Regions from separate parts of the Homo sapiens genome. Here region 1 is linked to region 2. The links are chromatin loops, found by intact Hi-C in ENCODE. Cell type or tissue: psoas muscle. All regions are shown on one strand. Links, peaks and the distances in the headings refer to the core of each region. The heading gives the core; the rest is flanking DNA.

Evidence for each region. Hi-C counts contacts between places; a loop is a spot of excess contacts. Peaks named below come from ENCODE experiments on the same cell type or tissue, not always from the same donor. Only the 100,000 strongest peaks of a DNase experiment are listed, where the experiment ranks them.
Region 1: it touches region 2 in a loop (8-fold over the local background); 2 of 110 quality-filtered maps call a loop at or near these places.

What each region holds. Positions count from the first base shown.
Region 1 is chr11:26,870,668-26,881,273 of GRCh38, forward strand. No RefSeq gene overlaps it. Among named protein-coding and RNA genes, the nearest start is that of FIBIN, 120 kb to the right of the region's middle. In psoas muscle, for the core only: no CTCF peak of the experiment used is centred there; no DNase peak of the experiment used is centred there.
Region 2 is chr11:26,942,414-26,953,019 of GRCh38, forward strand. No RefSeq gene overlaps it. Among named protein-coding and RNA genes, the nearest start is that of FIBIN, 46 kb to the right of the region's middle. RefSeq lists an enhancer at 7,386-7,886. In psoas muscle, for the core only: no CTCF peak of the experiment used is centred there; a DNase peak (open chromatin) is centred at 5,138; H3K27ac peaks cover 790 bases.

The DNA of each region.
Region 1 (10,606 bases), core at 1,312-9,311, 71 kb before region 2:
CTAGCCACTTAGGATATTTTCACTGGTGGGAACTGAGATTTTTTAGATGCCTGAATTAACTACTAATTTTGGTTTATTTTAGGTACATGCTTATTGAAACAGTATTTTTACTTAGCCTAAATTTAAATTTTTTTATTATTTTGTTAAAGTGATGAATATGTTTGAAAAATAAAGACAACTTTTTTTTTGCCTTTTTAGGCTAGAGCTTTAGCATGAGAATTATACTTTGACACAGAAAATTAGGTTTATAAGGGAAATATAATAAAGTGTTTTGGAAAGCAGGAAACTTTATTTTATAACTTTAAGTGAAAAATATGTGGCATTAAGGCCTGATTTTTTATTGTTTTGTCTTTTTTTAACTTCGGGAATTAAAATTTTTTGTTTAAATGCTGAATTTGAAAATTGAAACAGACTTTTGGGTTTTGTTATAAAAGCAAAGTAATAATGTTTTTATGTATTTTATAGGGTTATATAGCATAATAACTTGAATTTATGGTTGGATTTGACTGAATTTATATAGATACTAATTTGAATGACTTATACACAGAAAATGTGCAATATTTTAAGTATAAAAATTAAACTGGAACTGTTTGCTTTTGTTTTATAGTATAAATAAAAATAACCTAGATGGCAAACTATTTAATTATTTGAGCAGAACTTATGAATGAAAGATATATTTTAGAGCCATATGACTGAGGGACATTTTAACTTGCACTTTTTAGTGGCAAAAGTAGTGTATAAACTAATGTTAGTGTATACACTACAAAAGGGCTAAGTGTGTAATATTTTTTAATTTCATTTTAAAAATGAAAGTCTTTTTTTTTACGGTGAAGGGCAATAACACTAAATTTTTTATGGGTACAAGGGAATGATTTATTTAGTACATTAACACACTTAACTGTTAGTGTTTTTGGGAAGCTGGATTTGCTACAAACTTATTTTGAAAAACATGGATTATTAAATTTTATAATAAAGTTATTAATAAAGACATAGTTAAGTTTTTATAAACACTAAATGTGTGTATTTGTTGTTATGGTTCTAAATGTTAAAGAAAAACCTTTGAAAATTAGTATAGTGATAATATACATGCTTTGTGTTTGCTATTAAACTTAAGACCAAGAACAATGCCTAAAATCATTAAATTCAAGAAAATTGAAATTTCAAGTACCCTCTCAGACCACAGTGGAATAAAACTGGAAATTAATTCCAAAGGAGCCCTTAAAACTATAAAAATACATGAAAATTAAATGATCTATTCTTAAATGATCATTGAGTTAACAATAAAATCAAGATAGAAATTTAAAAATTATTTGTGCTGAATAATAATAATGACAAAACTTATCAAAACCTCTGGGATACAGCGAAGGTGGTGCTAAGAGGAAAGTTCACAGCATTAAATGCCTACATCAAAAAGTCTGAAAGAGTGCAAAGAGACAATCTAAGGTCACACCTCAAGGAACTAGAGAAACAAGAACAAAACAAACTGAAACATAGCAGAAGACAAAACATAACAAAGATTAGAGTAGAATTAAATGAAATTGAAACAAAAAACACAAAAGATAAATGAAACAAAAAGCTGGTTCTTGAAAAGATCAACAAAATTGATAGACCATTAGTGAAATTAACCAAGAAAAGAAGAGAGAACTCAATTAGAAATGAAATGAGAGCTGTTGCAATTGATATTACAGACATACAAAAGATTATTCCAGGCTACTATGAACATCTATATGCACACAAACTAAAACATCTAGAAGAGATGGCTAAATTTCTGGAAATATACAATTCTCTTAAATTAAACCAGGAAGAAATAGAAACTCTGAACATATCAATAACAAGTAGCAAGACTGAAACAGTAATTTTAAAAATTGCCAACAAAATAAAGTCCAGGACAAGATAGATTCACAGCTGAATTCTATCAGACATGCTAAGTAGAGTTGGTACCAATTTTACTGAAACTATTCAAAAATAAAGAGTGAACCCTCCCAAAATCATTCTATGTCACCAGCCACTAGGGTGGTATAAGTCACCCCAATACCAAAAACTGGAAAGGACATAATAAAAATAAATCTACAGACCAATATCTCTGATGAACATGGATGCGGAAATCCTGGACAAAATACTAGCTAACAGAATCCAAGAGCATATCAAAAAGATAATCCACCATGATCAAGTGAATTTTGTACCAGGAATGCAGGGATGGTATGACATATGCAAGTCAATAAATTTGATACATCATATAAGCAGAATTTTTTTAAAAAATTTACAGTCATCTCAATAGATGTAGAGAAAGCATTTGGCAAAATCCAGTATCCCTTTATGATTAAAACCTTCAGCAAAATTGGCATACAAGGGACTTACCTTAGGATAATAAAAGCCATCTATTAGAAACCCACAGCAAGCTGGGTGCAGTGGCTCACACCTGTAATCCCAGCACTTTGGGAGGCCGAGGTGGGCAGATCATCTGAGGTCAGAAGTTCAAAACTGGCCTGACCAACGTGGAGAAACCCCATTTCTACTAAAAACACAAAATTAGCTGGGCGTGGTGATGCATGTCTGTAATCTCAGCTACTCGGGAGGCTGAGGAGGGAGAATAGCTTGAACCCGGGAGGCGGAGATTGCGGTGAGCTGAGATCACACTATTGCATTCCAGCCTGGGCAACAAGAGCAAAACTCTGTCTCAAAAAAATAAATGAATAAAAAGAAACCCACAGCCAACATTATACTAAACAGGGAAAAGTTGAAAACATTCTCCCTGAAAACTGAAACAAGACAAGAATGTCCATTTTTACCATTTCTATTCACCATAGTACTGAGTCCTAGCCAGAGCAGTCAACAAGAGAAAGAAATAAGGGGCATCCACATCAGTAAAGAGAAGTAAAACTGTCACTGTTTGCCAATTATATAATTATATACTTAGGAAACCCTAAAGACTCATTCAAAAAGCTCCTAGATCTGATAAATTAACTCAGTAAAGTTTCAGGATACAAAATCAATGTTCACAAATTAGTAGAAACAGCTATACACAAACAGCTGAGACACCAAGCTGAGAAAAAATACATCAAGCTGAGAAACAAATCAATAACTCAATCCCTTTTACAACAATGGCAAAATAAAATAAATAAATAAATAAATACCTAAGAATATACCTAACCAAGGAAGTGAAAGATCTCTACAAGAAAAACTACAAAACACTGCTGAAAGAAATAATTTACAGCTGGGCATGGTGGTTCACACCTGTAATCCCAGCACTTTGGGAGGCCAAGGCAGGCAGATCACGAGGTCAAGAGATCGAGACCATCCTGGCTAGGAAAGTGAAACCCCATCTCTATTAAAAATACAAAAATTAGCCGGGCATGGTGGCATACGTCTGTAGTCCCAGCTACTTGGGAGACTGAGGCAGGAGAATCACTTGAACCCAGGAGGCAGAGGTTGCAGTGAGCCACTGCACTCCAGCCTGGGTGACAGAGTGAGATTCCATCTCAAAAAAAAGAAAGAAAGAAAGAAAGAAAGAAAGAAAGAAAGAAAGAAAGAAAGAAAGAAAGAAAGAAAGAGAAAGAAAGAAAGAAAGAAAGAAAGAAAGAAAGAAACAATGAATGTACAACACAGATGGAAACACATCTCATGTTCATGAATGGGTAGAATCAATGTTGTTAAAATGACCTTACTGCCAAAAGCAATCTACAGGTTTAACGTAATTCCCATCAAAGTACTGTCATCGTTCTTCACAGAAGTAGAAAAAATTCTAAAATTCATATGGAACCAAAAAAAAGCACACATAGCCAAGGCAAGACTAAGCAAAAACAAATCTGGAGGTGTCACATTACCCCACTTCAAACTATACTACAAGGCTATAGTTACCAAAACAGCATGGTACTGGTATAAAAATAGGCACATAGACCAATGGAATAGAGAACCGAGAAATGAAGCCAAATGCCTACAGCAAACTGATCTTCAACAAAGCAAACAAAAACATAAATTGGGAAAAGGACACCCTATTCAACAAATGGTGCTGAGATAATTGGCAAGTCACACGTAGAAGAATAAAACTGAATCCTCATCTCCAACCTTATGCAAAAATTAACTCAAAATGGACCAAAGACTTAAATCTAAGACCTGAAACCATAAAAATTATAGAACATAGCATTGGAAAAACTTTTCTAGACGTTGGCTTAGGTAAAGATTTCATGACCAAGAACCCAAAAGCAAATGCAACAAAAACAAAAATAGATGGGATTGAATTAAATTAGAAAGTGTCTGCACAGCAAAAGAAATAATCAGCAGAGTAAATATAGACAACCCACAGAGTAGAAGAAAATATTTTCAAACTATGCATCCAACAAAGGACTAATATTGAGAAGTAATAAGGAACTCAAATCAGCAAGAAAAAAAAATAATTCCATCAAAATGTGGACAAAGTTCATGAATAGACAATTATCAAAGCAGATATACAAATGGTCAACAAACATATGAAAAAATGCTCAACATCACTAATCAAGAAAATGCAAATTAAAACCACAGTGAGATATTACCTTATTCCTGCAAAAATGGCCATAATTTAAAAATCAAGGCCAGGCATGGTGGCTCATGCCTATAATCCCTGAACTTTGGGAGACTAAGGTGGGTGGATCACTTGAGCTCAGGAGTTCAAGACAAGCCTGAGAAGCATGGCGATACCCCATCTCTACAAAAAATTACCTGGTGTGATGCCATACAGCTGTGGTCCCAGGAACTTGGGAGGCTGAGATTGGGGGATGACTTGAGCCCAAAAGGTGGAGGTTGCAGTGATGAGATCATGATAGTGCACTCCAGCCTGGGTAACAGAGTGAGACTCTGTCTCAAAAAGAAAAAAAATCAAACAATATTAAATGGTGGCATGGATGTGGTGAAAAGGAACACTTTTACACTGCTGGTGGGAATGTAAACTAGTACAACTTCATAGAAAACAGTATGAAGATTCCTTAAAGAACTAAGAGTAGAACTACCATTTGATCCAGCAGTCCCACTACTGGATACCTACCCAGAGGAAAAAAAGTTATTATATGAAAAAGACACTTGCACACACATGTTTATTGCAGCACAATTTGCAATTGCAAATAAATGGAACCAGCCTAAATGTCCATCAACCAACAAGTGGATAGAGAAAATGTGTTATATATATACCATGGAATACAACTCAGCCATAAAAAGAAACAAAATAATGGCACTCAAAACAACCTGGATGGAGTTGGAGACCATTATTCTAAGTGAAGTTAACAGGAAATTGAAAAACAAATTTCGTATGTTCTTATTTATAAGTGGGAGGTAAGCTATGAGGATTCAAAGGCATAAGAATGATATAATGGACTTTGGGACTCAGGGGAGAGTGTGTTTGGAAGGTGAGGGATAAAAGACTACATCTTAGGTACAGTGTACACTGCTCAGATGATAGGTGCACCAAAATCTCAGAAATTATGACTAAATAAATTATTCATGTAACCAAAAACCACCTGTTTTCTCAAAACTATTGAAATTTAATAAAAAGAAGGCCTGGCACTGTGGCTCACACCTGTAATCCTGGCACTTTGGGAGGCCAAGATGGGTGGATCACTTGAGGTTAAAAGTTCAAGACCAGCCTGGCCAACATGGTGAAACCTCATCTCTACTAAAAATACAAAAATTAGCCAGGCGTGGTGGTGGGCACCTGTAATCACAGCTACTCAGGAGGCTGAGGCAGGGGAACTGCTTGAACCCGGGAGGCAGAGGTTTCAGTGAGTGGGGATCATGACATTGCACTCCAGCCTGGGCAACAGGACAAGAATCCATCTCAAAAACAAAAAAGAAAAGAAATTTGATAAAAAGAATGAAGAAAAAATTTGAAAAAGAAATAAAACCTCTGAGAAATATGAAATTATGTAGGGAGACCAAATCTATGACTCAATGGCATTCCTGAAAGAGAAGGCAAGAGAGCAAGCAACTTGGAAAACATTTAACGATATAGTTCACATTTTCCCAATCTCACTAGACAGGTTGACATGCAAATCTAAGAAAATCAAAAAACCCCTGTGAGATATTATAAAAGATAATATTATGTAATCATAATGGACTCAAACCAACAAGAAGACTTAACTATCCAAAATATATATGCACCCAACATTAGAGCACTCAGTTTTTAGAGATCTTCAAAGAGATTTAGAGGACCACACAATCTCCAAGACACATAGCCATCAGATTTTCCAAGGTTAATGTGAAAGGAAAAATCTTAAAGGCAGCTACAGGGAAGGGACAGGTCACTTAAAAATAGAACCCAATTAGGTTAAAAGAAGACCTTTCAGTGAAAACCTGACAAGGAAGAAATTGGACGCCTATTTTTAATGTCTTTTTTAAAAAAGATATTCCAACCAAGAATTTCATATACCACCAAACTAAGCTTCATAAGCAAAGCAGAAATGAAATCCTTTTCAGACAAGTAAATGTTAAGGAAATTCATTACCACTAGACCTTACTTACAAGAGGTCTGAAAGGAAGTGCTAAACATGGAAATGAAAGAATACCTGCCACTACAAAAATGCACTTAAGCACATACCTCACTGACACTATAAAGCAACTATACCAATCAAGTTTACAAAACAACCAGCTAACAGCATGTTGACCTGATTAAAGCCTCACAAATCATTATTGACCCTGAATATAATTGGGCTAAAAATGTCTCATTAAAAGGCATAGATAGAGTGGCAAATTGCATAAAGAAACAAGACCCAACTGTCTGCTGTCTTCAAGAGACACATGTCACAAGTAATGATACTCATAGGCTCAAAATAAAGGCATAGAGGAAGGTCTATCAGGCAAATGGAAAGCAAAAAAGAGCAGGTGTTGCTATTCTTATATCAGATAAAACAGGCTTTAAACCAACAATGATTTAAAAAGGCAAAGAAGGGCATTCTGTAATGATAAAGATCTTCATCCAACAAGAAAACTTCACTATCCTAAATAAATGCCCACTCAACACTGGAGCACCAAGATTTGTGAAGCAAATTCTTAGAAATCTATGAAGAGATTTAGACAACCACAAGATAATACTGGGGACTTCAACACCCCACTGACAGTTTTACACAAATAGTCAAGGCAGAAAACTAGCAAGGATATTCTGGACTTAAACTTTACACTTGACCAATTGAACCTAAGAGACACCTAAGGAATATTCAACCAACAATAACAGAATAAATACTTTTCTCATCTGGAAGAAGCACATACTCCAAGATCAACCACATGCTCTGCCAGGAAGAATGTACCAACAAATTAAAAAGAAAAACAAAATTGTACCAACCACAGTCTCAGACTGTATTAGTCCATTTTCATCACTATAAAGTATATCTGAGACTGGGTATTTTATTTAAATAAAAGTTTAATTGTCTTATGATTCTGCAGACTTACTGGAAGCATAGTGGCAGCGACTGCTTCTGGTGAGGGTTCCAGGAAGATTGCAGTCATGGCAGAAAGCAAAGGGGAGCCAGTGTATCAAATGGTGAAAGAGGGAGCAAGAGAAGGAAAAGGGGGAGGTCACTTTGAAACAACCAGATTTCATGTTAACTGAGAGAAAACTCACTTATCACCAAAAGGCTGGTGCTAAACTATCCGTGTGGAATCCAATACTATGATCCAATTACCTCCCACAAGGTCCCTCCTCCTACATTGGGAATCACATTTTAACATGACATTTGGAGGGTACAAACATCCAAACCATATCATTCCACCTCTGGCACCCCAAACCTCATGTCCTTCTCAAATTTCAAAATAAAATTATGTCTTTGCAATAGTTCCTCAAAGTTAATATCTCCTCAGCATTAACTCAAAAGTCCGAAGTCTCAAGAATCATCTGGAAATGAGTTTCTTTCTTCCACGCATGAGCCTGTGTAACCCAAACAAGTTATTTACTTTCAAGCTGAAATGGTGGTGCAGGCATTGAGGAAACATTCCCATTCCAAAAAGGAGAAATTGACCTAAAGGAAGGGGCAATAGGCCCCACACAAGTTTGAAATCCAACAGGGTCTTCATTAAATCTTAGATCTCCAAAATAATATGTCTTGATACAATTTTCCACATCCCAGTATGAGGAGTAGGCTCTAAAAGCCTTGTGGCTTTGCAGTGTGGTACAGGCTACTCTCATGGGTTGGAGTTAAATGCTTATGGCTTTTCTAGGGAGAGAATACAAGCTGCCAGTGAATCTACCCTTCTAGATTCTGGAGGATGGTGACCTCCTTCCCACAGCTCCACTAGGCAGTGTCCTGACAGGGAATCTGTGTGGGGGCTCCAATCCCACATTACCCTGAGCCTTTGCCCTGGTAGAGCTTCTCTGTTAGGACCCCACCCCTGTGGCAGGCTTCTGCCTCGGCTTTTCCGTACCTCCTCTGAAATGCAGATGGAAGCTGCTAAGGCTTCTTCACACTCACATTCTGAGCATCTACAGACTTAACACTACATGGAAACCACCAAGGCTTATGGGTTGCACCCTCCTGAGTTGTGGCCCAAGTTGGACCTGGGACTATTTGAGCTGAGGCTGAAGCCAGAGTGGCTGGAATACAGGGAGCAGTGTCCTGAGGCTATGCCAGGCAGCTGGGCACTTGGCCTGGACAACAAATCATTTTTTCCTCTTCCTCTTAGGCCTCTGGGCAAGAAATGGAAGGGGCTGCCATGAAGTCTCTAAAATGCCTTTGAGTACTTTTCCCCCGTTGTCTTGGATTTTAGCACTTCACTCCCTTTTAGTCATGCTAATCTCCTTAGCAAGTGGTTGCTCCACAGCCCATTTGAATTTCTCTCTTGCTTTTCGTTATTGTGGCATGTGGCTAGGTTGCAAATTTTCCAAACTTTTACTCTCTGCTTCCCTTTAAATATAAGTTTTAACTTTAAGTCATTCATTTGCTCCTGCATCTGAGCATAGACTGTTAGAAATAGCCAGATCACGTTTTGAATACTTTGGAAATTCCTTCCACAAGTCATTCTAAATAATTACTCTTAATTTCAAACTTCCACACATCTCTAGGATATGGACACAATGCAGCCAAACTCTTTGCAAAGGCATAACACAGGTGATCTTTTCTCTAGCTTCCAATAAATTTCTTATTTCCATCTGAGACCTCATCAGCCTGGACTTCACTGAACTTATTACTATCAACATTTTGGTCACAATGTTTTAACCAGTCTCTAAGAAGTTCCAAATTTCCCTAATCTTCCTGTCTTCCTTTAAGCCCTCCAAACTCTTCCAACATCTTCTTATTACTCAGTATCAAAGCCACTTCCACATCTTCGAGTATCTTTATAGCAATGCCCCCCTCCTCAGTACCAATTTTCTTTATTCATCTATTTTGTGTCACTGTAAAGAAATAATTGAGACTAAGTAATTTATTTTTTTAAAAGTTTAATTGGCTCATGGTACTGTAGGCTGTACAGGAAGCATAGTGCTGGCATCTGCTTCTGGTGAGTGCCTCAGGAAATTTACAATCATGATGGAAGGCAAATCAGAGCCAACATATCACATGGCAAGTGAGGGAGTAAGAGAGGGAGAAGGGGAAGTTCCCAGACTCTTTTAAACAACTAGATATCACATGAACTAACTGAGCTAGAACTCACCTATCACCAAGGGGATAGTGCTAAACCTCCATGTGGGATCTGACCCCATGATCCAATTACTTCCCACCAGGCTCCTGGTCCAACATTGAGGATCACATTTTTACAGGATATTTAAAGAGGACAAACATCCAACCATATCATGGACAACAGTGCAATAAAAATAGAAATCAATATCAAGAAGATCAATTAAAACCATACAGTAACATGGAAGTTAAACTACCTGGTCCTGAATGACTTTTCAGTAAAAAAGAAAAAAAGAAATTAAGACAGAAATTTAAAGGGTTCTGGGAAACTAATGAAAACAGAGATATAACCTAGTAAAATCTTTGTGACACAGCTAAATCAGTGTTAAGAATAGTTTTAGCACTAAAGGCCTACATCAAAAAATTAGAAAGGTCATAAATTAACAACCTATGTTGCTCCTCAAGGAACTAGAAAAAAAACAAACCAACCCCAAAGCTAAGAGAAGAAAAGAAATATCTAAAATCAAACCTGACATAAACAAAATTGAGACACTAAAATCCATACAATAATTAATGCAACCAAAAGATGATTTTGATTATTCAAAAGATGAAACAAGATTGATAGACTGCTAGCTAGATTAATATAGAAAAAAAGAAGAAGATTCAAATAATTACAACCAGAAATGACAAAAGCAGCATTACAACTGACCCAACAGAAATACAAAAAATCATCAGACACTATTACAAACACCTATTGTGCACAAACTAGAAAACCTAGAAGAAATGGGTAAAATCCTGGAAATACAAAGCCTCTGAAGATTGAACTAGGAAGAAATTAAAATCCCAAACAGACTAATAATGAGTTCCAGTAATAAAAGGCCTACAACCCAAATAAAATCCTGGGCCAGATGGATTCACAGCTGAATTCTACCAGATGTACAAAGAAGAGCTAGTGCCAATCCTACTGAAATTATTCTAAGAAATCCAGGAGTAGGGACTTCTCCCTAACTTGATCTATGAAGCTAGCACCATTGTGATAC
Region 2 (10,606 bases), core at 640-8,639:
TTAACTTTTCATTCTCTTTTTCTATCCAAAGGTCTGGCTCAGATGAATTCATAGAGACACACCCTTTGGTCTCCATTTTTGGTGTGTGACACCATTTTCCATTTCCATTTTTACATTTTCGGCTTCACTCTCATGCTCCAAGTTCCAGATAATTTGGTCATGGTCTGGCTACTCTCCAAAGAGAAATACATTTTTTAAAATGCGCTGCTTGTTCATGTTTGATTATAAAGAATTATTCTCAAAAGGATTTCTGAGCTGAAACATTTCTGTTAATTGCACTGACACATCGAAGACCAGTTTTCTAGGGGTAAAGTGTGGATGAGAAATACAAGATGTCACATGAAGTAGACACATGGAAAGTTTTTTTAAAAAAATTATATCCAGATAGTCATTATTCTATGTCATTAACGTAGTCTTGGAAGGGAAGTTAGTGAAGAAAATTTGAGAACGCATTGTTTTACCAACAAGGAAGTCTAAATAGAATAGTTGCAAAATAGCTCATATGCTTTTGTTGACACGGATCATTTTTCTTTATTGCCTAGTTTTGCCTTTTTCCTTGAGAAGATATATAAAACCGAGTATGTTGCTGTGTGTAAAAGTCTTTTAATTAGGCTGCATGGTACAAAGCATGGTTCAGTGAAGGAAACACAGATGTTGGGGTAGAGAAGCACACCCAGTTTTATTGCCTATTTTAGCAACTTCTCTGTTCTGTGCCTGAAAACCCTAAGATTAATGCCAACTGTAAGAACTCAGCCTCCCAAGTGGTTTGGTGAAAGAAGACATCTCCTTCCTGAACTGACCTGAAGAAATCAGGGAGAAATCTCTCCTAGAAAACCAGGCAGGCTCAGACTCATTCCATGAACTTCAGAGCCCACTTTCATTGTCTCTATTAGGAATAAGTAATGGTGATAGAAATCAGCCAGATGAATTCAGATGCTTCATAAGATGGTACCAAAAATCTGCTGGATTTGAGGCCCCAATTCCCGAAGTTTAGATTTTAGGTAATTACTGATGCTTATTTGCTGTGGGAAGTGCTTCTTTTCTCAAATTCATTTTATGGCTGAATATTTCCAAGCAGAAAATAGGCACCAAATGTCCCCATGTGGCAATAAGTCCCTGTGTATTTTATCCAAAAAATAATGTTGAGTCATGTGTAATAAATACTCATCCTTCAATCTGCTAAGCATCCTGCAGTTCGAGAATTTTGTAATTTTAGACATCCACCCAAAAGAGGTGAGTGGGAGCCATGAAGCATATTCAGGAGGGCCCTTACCTTCACGCTCCAATATTTTCTATCCACCAATCTTAGTTCTGCCCTATGAAAGTACACACAATAAGCTTAATCCTGTGGCTACAAGGCAGGCTTTCAGATAAATTTAGACAGCTATCATGCCAGCACTAAACCCTTTCTTCCCTGAGTAAATGCCTCCAGAGCGCTGAACCAGTCCTTGCATAACATGCTTTCCAAGTCACTCACTGCTATAGACTAAATGTCTGTGTCTCCTCCAAATCCCTTTGTTGAAGCCCTAATCTTCAATGTGATAGCATTTAGAGATGGGGCCTTAGGAGATAATTAAGTTTAGGTGGACTCAGGAAGGCGTAGCCCCTGTGATGAGATTAGTGCCCTTAGAAGATGAAGAGATCAGAACTTGCTCTCTGTGTGCATGCACCATGGAAAGGCCATGTGAGAATGGGAGCCCTCACCGAAACTCTAACCATGTTGGCACCCTGATCTCAGACTTTCAGCTTCCTAAACTTTGAGAAATAAGTCTTTTGGTTTAAGCCATCCAGTCTGAAGTATTTGTTATTGTAGCCTAAGCTGACCAAGATACCAACCTTGTCCCTCTTCTCTGAATGTACTCCAGGTTATTCCTATTTCTCCAGAGCTAATATCAGCTAGAACTAAATATAACATGCTATCAATCCAGGGGACTGCCCCACCCCATATCCTTGAGGTTATGATTCTGCTTATGTGGCTTAAGCTTATATTCTGCCATATTTGAATAAACCTTCCTCTCTTTCCTTGGTACTCTCATTTTAAAAGATTATCTTTCCATGAGTATGGATGAGAGTTGACAGCTATCTAGTTACTAAATGTTGAGTATAAAGTATAACCTATAATAACATATATAATATATAATTTATTATATAAATTTATGAGAGCTATGTAACATAAATATTATAACATATATAATATAATGAAGAGAAGTAAGGTGCTTCCCTGCCTGAGAGACTTAGAGGCTAGTCTGAGACACAAAGTAAAAGCATCTAATTATCCTCCAAGTCAGCTATTTCCAAAGTCAGAGGAATAAGGCAGCTCATAGAGGGAAGATTCTATAATATGCTAAGGTAAGCAGGGATCGTTCTAGAGAGAACATGGCACTTGGCAATAGAATTGCTAGCTAGAGAGAAGCCTAACAATTCATTCATTCCACAAATATTTATTTTTACCTTATTACATTCCAGGAACTAAAAGGGAAAATCAATTTAATTAGGACTCAGAGAATGTCCTCATGTAACCTATTTTCTAGAAGCATCAAGGATTCCCCAAGTGCTCATACGCTTTTCTAAACAGGCCTTCTGGAAAGCAGATGAGAGTGCCAAAATCAGTTAACACTTCCTTTGCAGTAGTCCACTGAGAAGAAAAAAGACACATGAGAACTTTGCATCCACATCTGTCCCCAATTATGACTGATTTTCACTCTGCTCAGATGCATTTAATGTGGATACCCTTGTTGGCTTATGTGACTGAGTCATTGGCATTAGACCTGAAAAAAATAAAAGACACTGGTCACTCACAGGATGGTGATTATGCCTGGGCTCATCATGAAAGAACCCACCCATTGCAGGGATCTGTGCATGGTCTCCTCCTCATGGTCACCCTCAGAGACTAGAAACTAAGTCCAAATATAGAAAAAGTCCACCATGGATCTATTAGAATATAACAGAACTGAGAGAGATTTCAGAAAATATCTAGTGCCAAAAAGAGCAGTAGCTTTCTTTTGTTTTAATCTCATGTACATTCTTGGCATTGAAAGTACTCCAAAGAACAGAAGTGGCTTCTTGTAGCATCGTGTTGAGATGAAGTCTGACCCTGCAGATGGATTCAGTGGAATGTTTAGTAATTGATTAGCTATGACTGCCTTTGGCATAGAAGGAATAAGTTGGGAAAATAGTGCCACATATTTGCAATTTCGTTTAATGCCCTCATTATACAAATGGAAAAACTAGGACCAGAGAGACAATACCTTCCCCGAGGTCACACAGCTGGTGCAACATATTACCAACACTGGGATCAATAGGTCCTTCTGCCTTCCTACATATCTTCCTTTTTAATTTCAACCTTTGCTTCAGAAAAATTAATCCTAGACCCTAAGTCAGATGATCTTGAATTTGGTCCTGGCTTTGGTAACTAAAAAGATGAGCAACCTATTAGAATTTCTTACAGTAGTAAGTCCTAGAAGAGACCACAAGGATAGCCCAATCAATGCACTCATTCTGTAGGTGAGAAAATGGGTCCAGAGAGGTTTCCATGAATTAGTAGAAAAGCTAGGATTAGAACATATTTCCAAAGTCTTGTCCCTGATACTCCTTCACAGTGTCCTTTCTTATTTGTAAAATCTATTTATTAAATAAGAGTTCATTGGGTACCTGGTATGTGACATGCATTGGGCCATTGTCAGGGGGGATATAAGGGTAAGCTCGTGGTTTAGTAGGGGAACTGGTTGTTCAAATACTTTTCTTACAGTTTGATGAGTGCCAAAAAAAGGTTTGTGTAAAGGTGTAAAGTGTCACATAAAGAGAGGGAAGGAGCACTGAACTCTTCCTGAGTCATGACAACATTCACAAATAGGGTGAATGTTTTGTTGAGTCTTAAAGTATAAATAGGAGTTTCATAAGAATACAGAGTGGGCCAGGGCATTCCAGATAAATAGTACCACATGAGAAAAGGCACAGAAATATGAAGAGGCATGACATAGCTTAACAACCACGAGTCATCTGGAAACTAAAGAAAGGTACAAAAGATCTTGTGCATGACACTAAATGATTCAGACTTGACCTAGGAAAGCAGTGATGAGTCATTAGCATAGCAGAAAAAAGAGAGGGGCAGGATCAATTCCTTGCTTTGGAAAGATAATGATAATATTGTGAACAGAAGAATCAGAAGCTTAGGAGACCAGCTAGGAAAAAATTGCTGGGGACTATATGAGAGAAAATGGCAGCCTCCGTAAAGCTAGTAATGCTGTAGGAATGTGTAGAGAACTGACTCAAAGACCATTGCAGAGTTATAATCAATGGCCTTGATTTATGTTGGATACAAGAGCTAAGGGAGAGAAAATAACCAATAAATGAAAATAATGCATTATGTTTATCTTATAGGATATTACAAATGAAATAAGGTTGTGGATAAGAAAGTACTTGGGGACAAAAACAACAATACGCAAAGCTCTTTAATATGTAAGGCATTTTTATTATCACAAGATCTTATTATCAAATACTATGTTGGTTTGCTCTTTGGCACAAAGACATGGGTCAAATGCATTTTGAACAAAGAAACATGGCAAAAGGAAAAGTGCAATGTATGGCGTTGGATTTATCCATTTGCTCCTCCAATAGTCATTGGCAACATTATGGATTAGGCTTTGCAAAGTGGGAGAAACAGAGAGATGAACCAACCACACTCTCTGCGGAAGCATCAAAGGTTATTGTTTACATTTGCTTTAAGAAACTTACCTATTTCAGTAAAGAAGCACCCTCTCAGAGTTTCTCCAACCAAATTATATAATAGATCTTTGAAGAGAACTACCTTAGGTGAATGGCAGAAGATGTTTAAATGTGTGAATCTGGTTTAGCTGCTCCACCAATAAGCTGCCAAATTGAGCTTTTTGGTAATTATCAAAACATCTGTAATAGGATTAGTGTGTCAGAAACAGCTGCTGCTTTCTTGGTAGGAGAAGGAGGTGGGGAATTGGGACATGGACTTCACTTTAGCCCAGATGTTTCTCATTTGGAGAAAGGATAAAGGATAGACACTGAGTCAGTGAGAAGGCATCAAGACAAAAGTGAAAAAGGACATGATTTCAAATTGCACTGGCCCTAAGTTGACTCAAGTGCATACCATGGGCATGTGGTGAGCAAAGCTTCCCTGCTCTCCACAGTCCTGGGAGCTAGACTTGTTTGCCAAAAAATGTCCTAGTAAAAATATTTATATGAAAACAACACAAAGGCAGTGTTAAGAGCACTGCTGACCCCTTACAGTTTGACCTCATCTTTCCACCGCAATAAGAACTTGGAAAATCTCCCTCTCTATGTGAATGATGCAAGACTTGGTTACACTAGGTGGTTGAGCACTTCCTTCTGGCTATGAGCCTTCAAAGACGGGGAGGAGCATGTGGGAAGCTCCAGTGAATTACAGGAATACTTCCATGAAAGAGGCTGCTTCTGCTGAGAAAGGTTGTACAAGTTACTACAAAATTCAGACTCTAGCTCTCTACTTGTAGAGTAACCTGGTTGAATCCAACCATGTATTCAAGTAATCAATGGACAAATATTTATTGAGCACATACAATGTATAAGGCAATGTGCCAAATTCAAGGACAGCATGGAACGGGACAGACAAATTTCCTGCCCTTATTTGTCCTCATAGTCCAGGGAAAATATGATTGCTCAAGTAAGAATTTAAATTGCAATTGTCATAAATATTGCAAAAGACAGCTGACCAATGAATTTAGTCATGTCATAGTTTTTATAGCTTTAGGCTGTTCTGCATGTGTGCAAAGTGTTGGTCATTATGTTGCAGAATCCAGTAAAACCAGAATCTACTAAAAATGAGCCTTCAACTTCCATTTTTTAAATTAGAACATTATCTTAGGCCCTCCCGCTTTGGTACTACCTGTGACAATTTTCTGCCTTCCCTTCATCCAATATCTACTCAACTTCTGACTCATTAGTTCCCATTCTGTGTGCTTTTGTTTTTACTGATGAGAATTCTGTTTTTGCATCCATCATGCACAATGAAACACCCTTCTAGGAGAAGATTAGACAAGGATGACTTCACTTAACTAATGGTCAGTCCCAGGACAGAGCTAGACTCAGAGGGTGCCTTTAGGGATAGGGCTGAGCAAAGCCTTTGGCCAATTATGAAGGCAAGCCTTCTCTTTGATGACCCACACTTCCTCAGTAGGCACTATTTCTTCCTGTTCCTTTTTTTCTTTCTTTCTTCGCTTAAAACAACCTTTTTCCTTATCTCTAGCTTTCAAAATCATATTAGTTCTTCAAATACCACCTTAATTGTCACCCTTTCTATGGGATTTTCCTGCTTCCCACATGCCTGATAGGCAGCTCCTTTAAACTCCCTTAGTACTTTGTAGTTCTGTTGGGATATCAGAGCCTGTCTTATTTTATTTTGCTGATATTTTATTTTGCTTCTAACTAAAATGAAACTATCTCATTCATCTCTGTATTCTATGCAGCCAGTGGTACAAAACTTTACATACAGTATGTACTTAATTAGAATACTTTAATATAGATCTTCAAGTTAAAGTAAGCTTATTTTTGAATCTTGACACTGCCTTTTACAAGGAGACAATTCACTTATCTCTGGACCTGCTTATTCATCTCATCAAAAAGTAGAATAACAACAGTGACTTTATAGGGTTGCTAGGAGCAGCAAATGATGTGTCATATGGAAATCCCTAGCCTAGAATATGGTTCATTGGGGAATTCTATAAGTGTTTGTTACCTTTTCTTCTCAATATCATTTATTGAATTAAAAATGAATTGAAACTAAGGAAACTGAATTTGAAAGATATTGAATAACCCACATTTTCCCAAAATTCTACTTCACTTTTTTTTTTGTAATTCCGTTGTTTAGAGCAAGTGTCTGTAGTCAAAACCTATGGGCCAAATCTGGTCAAACACTTGTTTTTGCAAATGAAGTTTACTGAAACTCACTGTGCACATTCATTTACATATTTGCTATGACTTCTTTCACAATACACCTGTAAAGTTCAATAGCTGCAACAGAGATCTTATGGCCATGGCTGGCAATGCCTAAAATACTTAATCCCCTAATCCCTAGCCTTTTGCAAGAAAAGTTTGCCAACCCATGGTTTCTAGTTAAGTTGGGGCTCTTTTTTCAGAAAACTTCTATGAATATTCAAATATAGTATCTCCAATAGGTGATGTGTCAAGTCACTTGCACTTGTTGTCATATTACCTTAGATCAAATTACCAGATGAGATCTGAAAGCAAATAGTAAGAATTAAGGGAGAAACTCTGGCAGTGGCAATAAAAGAAGGGAAGTACTGGGCCAAAGATGTTGACTCACAAAATAGAGAAATAAGCTTTGTTTTGTGAGTAGGGGAGTGAAGAGCTGATAATCAGCCATGAAAGCAATGGTTGGTGAACCCAAAGAAATGAAATCTGAGTAAGAGGAAGAGCAGTGGCAATAGTAATACTAGTTACCCATCTTTACCAGAATTCCCAAGAACACAGAGATTGAGACAAAGGCTATATGCTAACGCCCCCCAAATTATTGAGACTGAAATCCCTGAAAACAGAAGTAAAATAAAGGGAGGAATGAGTCATGGAAAGGCTCAATAGCATGCTCATAGCAAGCACTGCTGAATGCTCAGTCCCACAGGGCATCTTGAGAGAACTGCCTGAAACTACTGCACTCTAGAGCTGTCAGGGAGCAAAAAGAAAGCCCAGCTCTGAGCTCCTGTTACTCAAAGTGTTCACAGGATATTGAGTCCACCTCATCTCAGAATTGCACCTTTCCACCTGGGGAAGCCAGAACCTGAGGCAGCAGCAGTGACATCCACGGCACAAGTCACGGCATGAGGGGTGAGCCCATAGGTGCCCGTGAGCCTCATCTGCAGCCTGCAACTGGCAGTCTTGCTGGCCTGGCTGAGTAAACCAAGGCACCAATGTGGGCACCTCTCAAGGTCTGTTGAGCCTCAGGGGCAACAGGGAAGCACTGGCATGGGAAGTACAAAGTGAGGCAAGCCACCGCCAGGTCATGAAAGCCAGCGACACAAGGCAGCAAGAAACTTCCTCACAGTGGGGCTGTTTGGCCAAGTAATAGAGTACCAAAAAGACACAGCCCCCACCATGGAGAGCTGCCATGTGGATTAATCGAAATCCAAACATCCCTTCTGTGGCCTGCAGGAAAACATTTGACATTGGGCAATCTTCATTGAGAGTCATCAGCCACATAGACAAACACTCACAGAATCTGCAGAGGCTCTTAAACTAAGGCCAGCACATTACAGCGACTGCTATTGAGCACCTTATTGAGCACCTGCTATAGCTAGGCTATCTTCAGACGTCTATATATTTTTAATCCTCAGGATACCACCATGAGGGCGAAACACTAGTCTGCACTTTACATATGAGTAAACCCAGGCCCAGAGTAGTTAAGTAACTTGTTCAGATACTTTCACTTATTTGGGGCATGTGGAAAAGAGACCAAATCCCTCCTAGGTGGCCCCAGGGAACAGAACTGAGGCCAATGAGTAGAAATTACTAGAAACCAGTACTGAGAATAGGAACTTTCTAAGAGTCTGAGCCAGTTTTCCAACAATCAGGAGAGAAAGTAAGGTGCCCACGGATGGCACTAATGAGTACATTGTGGATTTCTCTGGGAGAAAAGCAGGATTCTTTGCTCTGGTGAAGATTGAACTAGATGAAGCCAGAAGTTTTCCAGAATCAATACCAACACACTTTTACTGATGTCATTTTAACATCAATGCAGGAGAAGAAAAGATACTTATAAAATAATGGAAATATCCACCAGTATTCAGCTTTTAATATGTACCAAGCACTTGGCAAATAGCCAGATATATATATATATATATATATATAAAATTTAGTCTTCATAACAACTATGAGTTAATTATTATCATTATTGTCAATTCACAAAAGAGAAAACTGAGACCGGCAGAGGTAAATCACAGAACCTTGCCCAAGGTTCCCAGCTAGTAAATGTCAATAATTGACTGCCTGCTAAAGCCAGTGCTCTGCTCTGCTGCCTCAAATATTCTGCATTTGCCTGTTGTTCTGAACTCAAAATTTTGGAGCCTGAGCACCTGTGAAAGAAAAGCCACATGTAAAGACACTAGATGGGTCATTTTGGTAGATAAAGTTGTGTTTTAAACAGCTTTTACTTTTTTTCTGTCCACGTTCTCTGAAAATCCTTTCCTCATGAATCCTTTATTTTTCCATTACATTTAAACACCTCCCAGACTGTTTGCTGCCATTTAAAATGTTTTGAAAAGCATTTTTGCAGGTTTCTTCCAATGAAAAACTAACAAAGTCATCAAAAGACAGACTGTTTTTTTTCCCCGCCTCAGAGTAAAAATCACATTGGGGAACAACAAGGAAATTAAAATAAGAAAAAATAGCACTGGGAGCAAGACATTAGTATGACAAAGGGCTCATGACTGGTAATAATTTTAGGTGATACAGGCATAGTCAAGTCTGCAGAAAATAAAAATAAAAAAGGAGAAAAACTTCAGCATTCTGAAGCCTCTGGCACCAAAAAGCCAGTGACAAGATAGCCCAAAACTGCATCCATGGAAAATCACAGCTGCAGCAAACCGCAGGCTGATGGCTAAAAGCTACCGCTGCATTGTTTCCAATCTCCGCCTGAGACAGCACACATTTATCAGTGGTCTGTAATGCCTCGCAGCAAAAAATCTTTAACTGCTTAAACTATATTTTAATTTTGAAAAGACACATCTTGCTGCAATTTACTTTTTTTATTTTTCCACCCTAACAGAAATGTTTCGCCTTGAGTTATAATCTAACACTTTCCTCTTTTTGGGGTTGAGACTGTAGGCTCTGGAATCAGACTGCTCTGGTTTTTAATGTTGGTTCAAATACCTAATTTAGAGATGTGACCCTTAGATAAGTTACTTCACCATGCTAAATCTCCATTTCCTCATCTGTAAATAGAGATGATAGTAGCTCATTCCTTATACAGCTGTTACTTGGAGTAAATGAAATAATGTATGCTAAGTGCTTGAAACAGATCCCAGCACTTAGTACATTTTTTTAAAAAAATTAGCAGTGACTATCATTTTTCGTCCCCTTCTGTCCATGTGAAAGAAAGAGGTTATTTTTCTAAGGAAGTCAAAATCTGAGGATAGACCACGTATCAAACTGTTGAGGGCCAAACTTGTAAATAAAGTTACATAAGTTTCAGAAAAAGTTAATTTTCCACCCCACCTTCCTGTGCCCATCATCTCTTCCAACTTGTCCTTTTAAGATACTCAAAATTTCCATGTGCCTCAGATTCCAGTCCAAGATACATGCCCTCTGGGTGGGATACTCCCATGAATGTTTTCTCCAGAGACAGCTCAACTTCTACCTCTTGCTCTGCCTTCCACGATAAAGACCCTTCCTTGACCTGCAACTGTAATTCCTCTTTCTGTAAAAGGTTCTCATTCTCAAGATAATACAGGAATTATGAGAAGATTCAATGAGATGATACATGTAAAGTTCTTAGAGTAGTTGCTGGCACATAGTAAGACTAAGTGTCAGCTATTAATGTCTAATATTAATACTCCTCCTTTCCCCTTGACAAAAACAAAACTCCTTT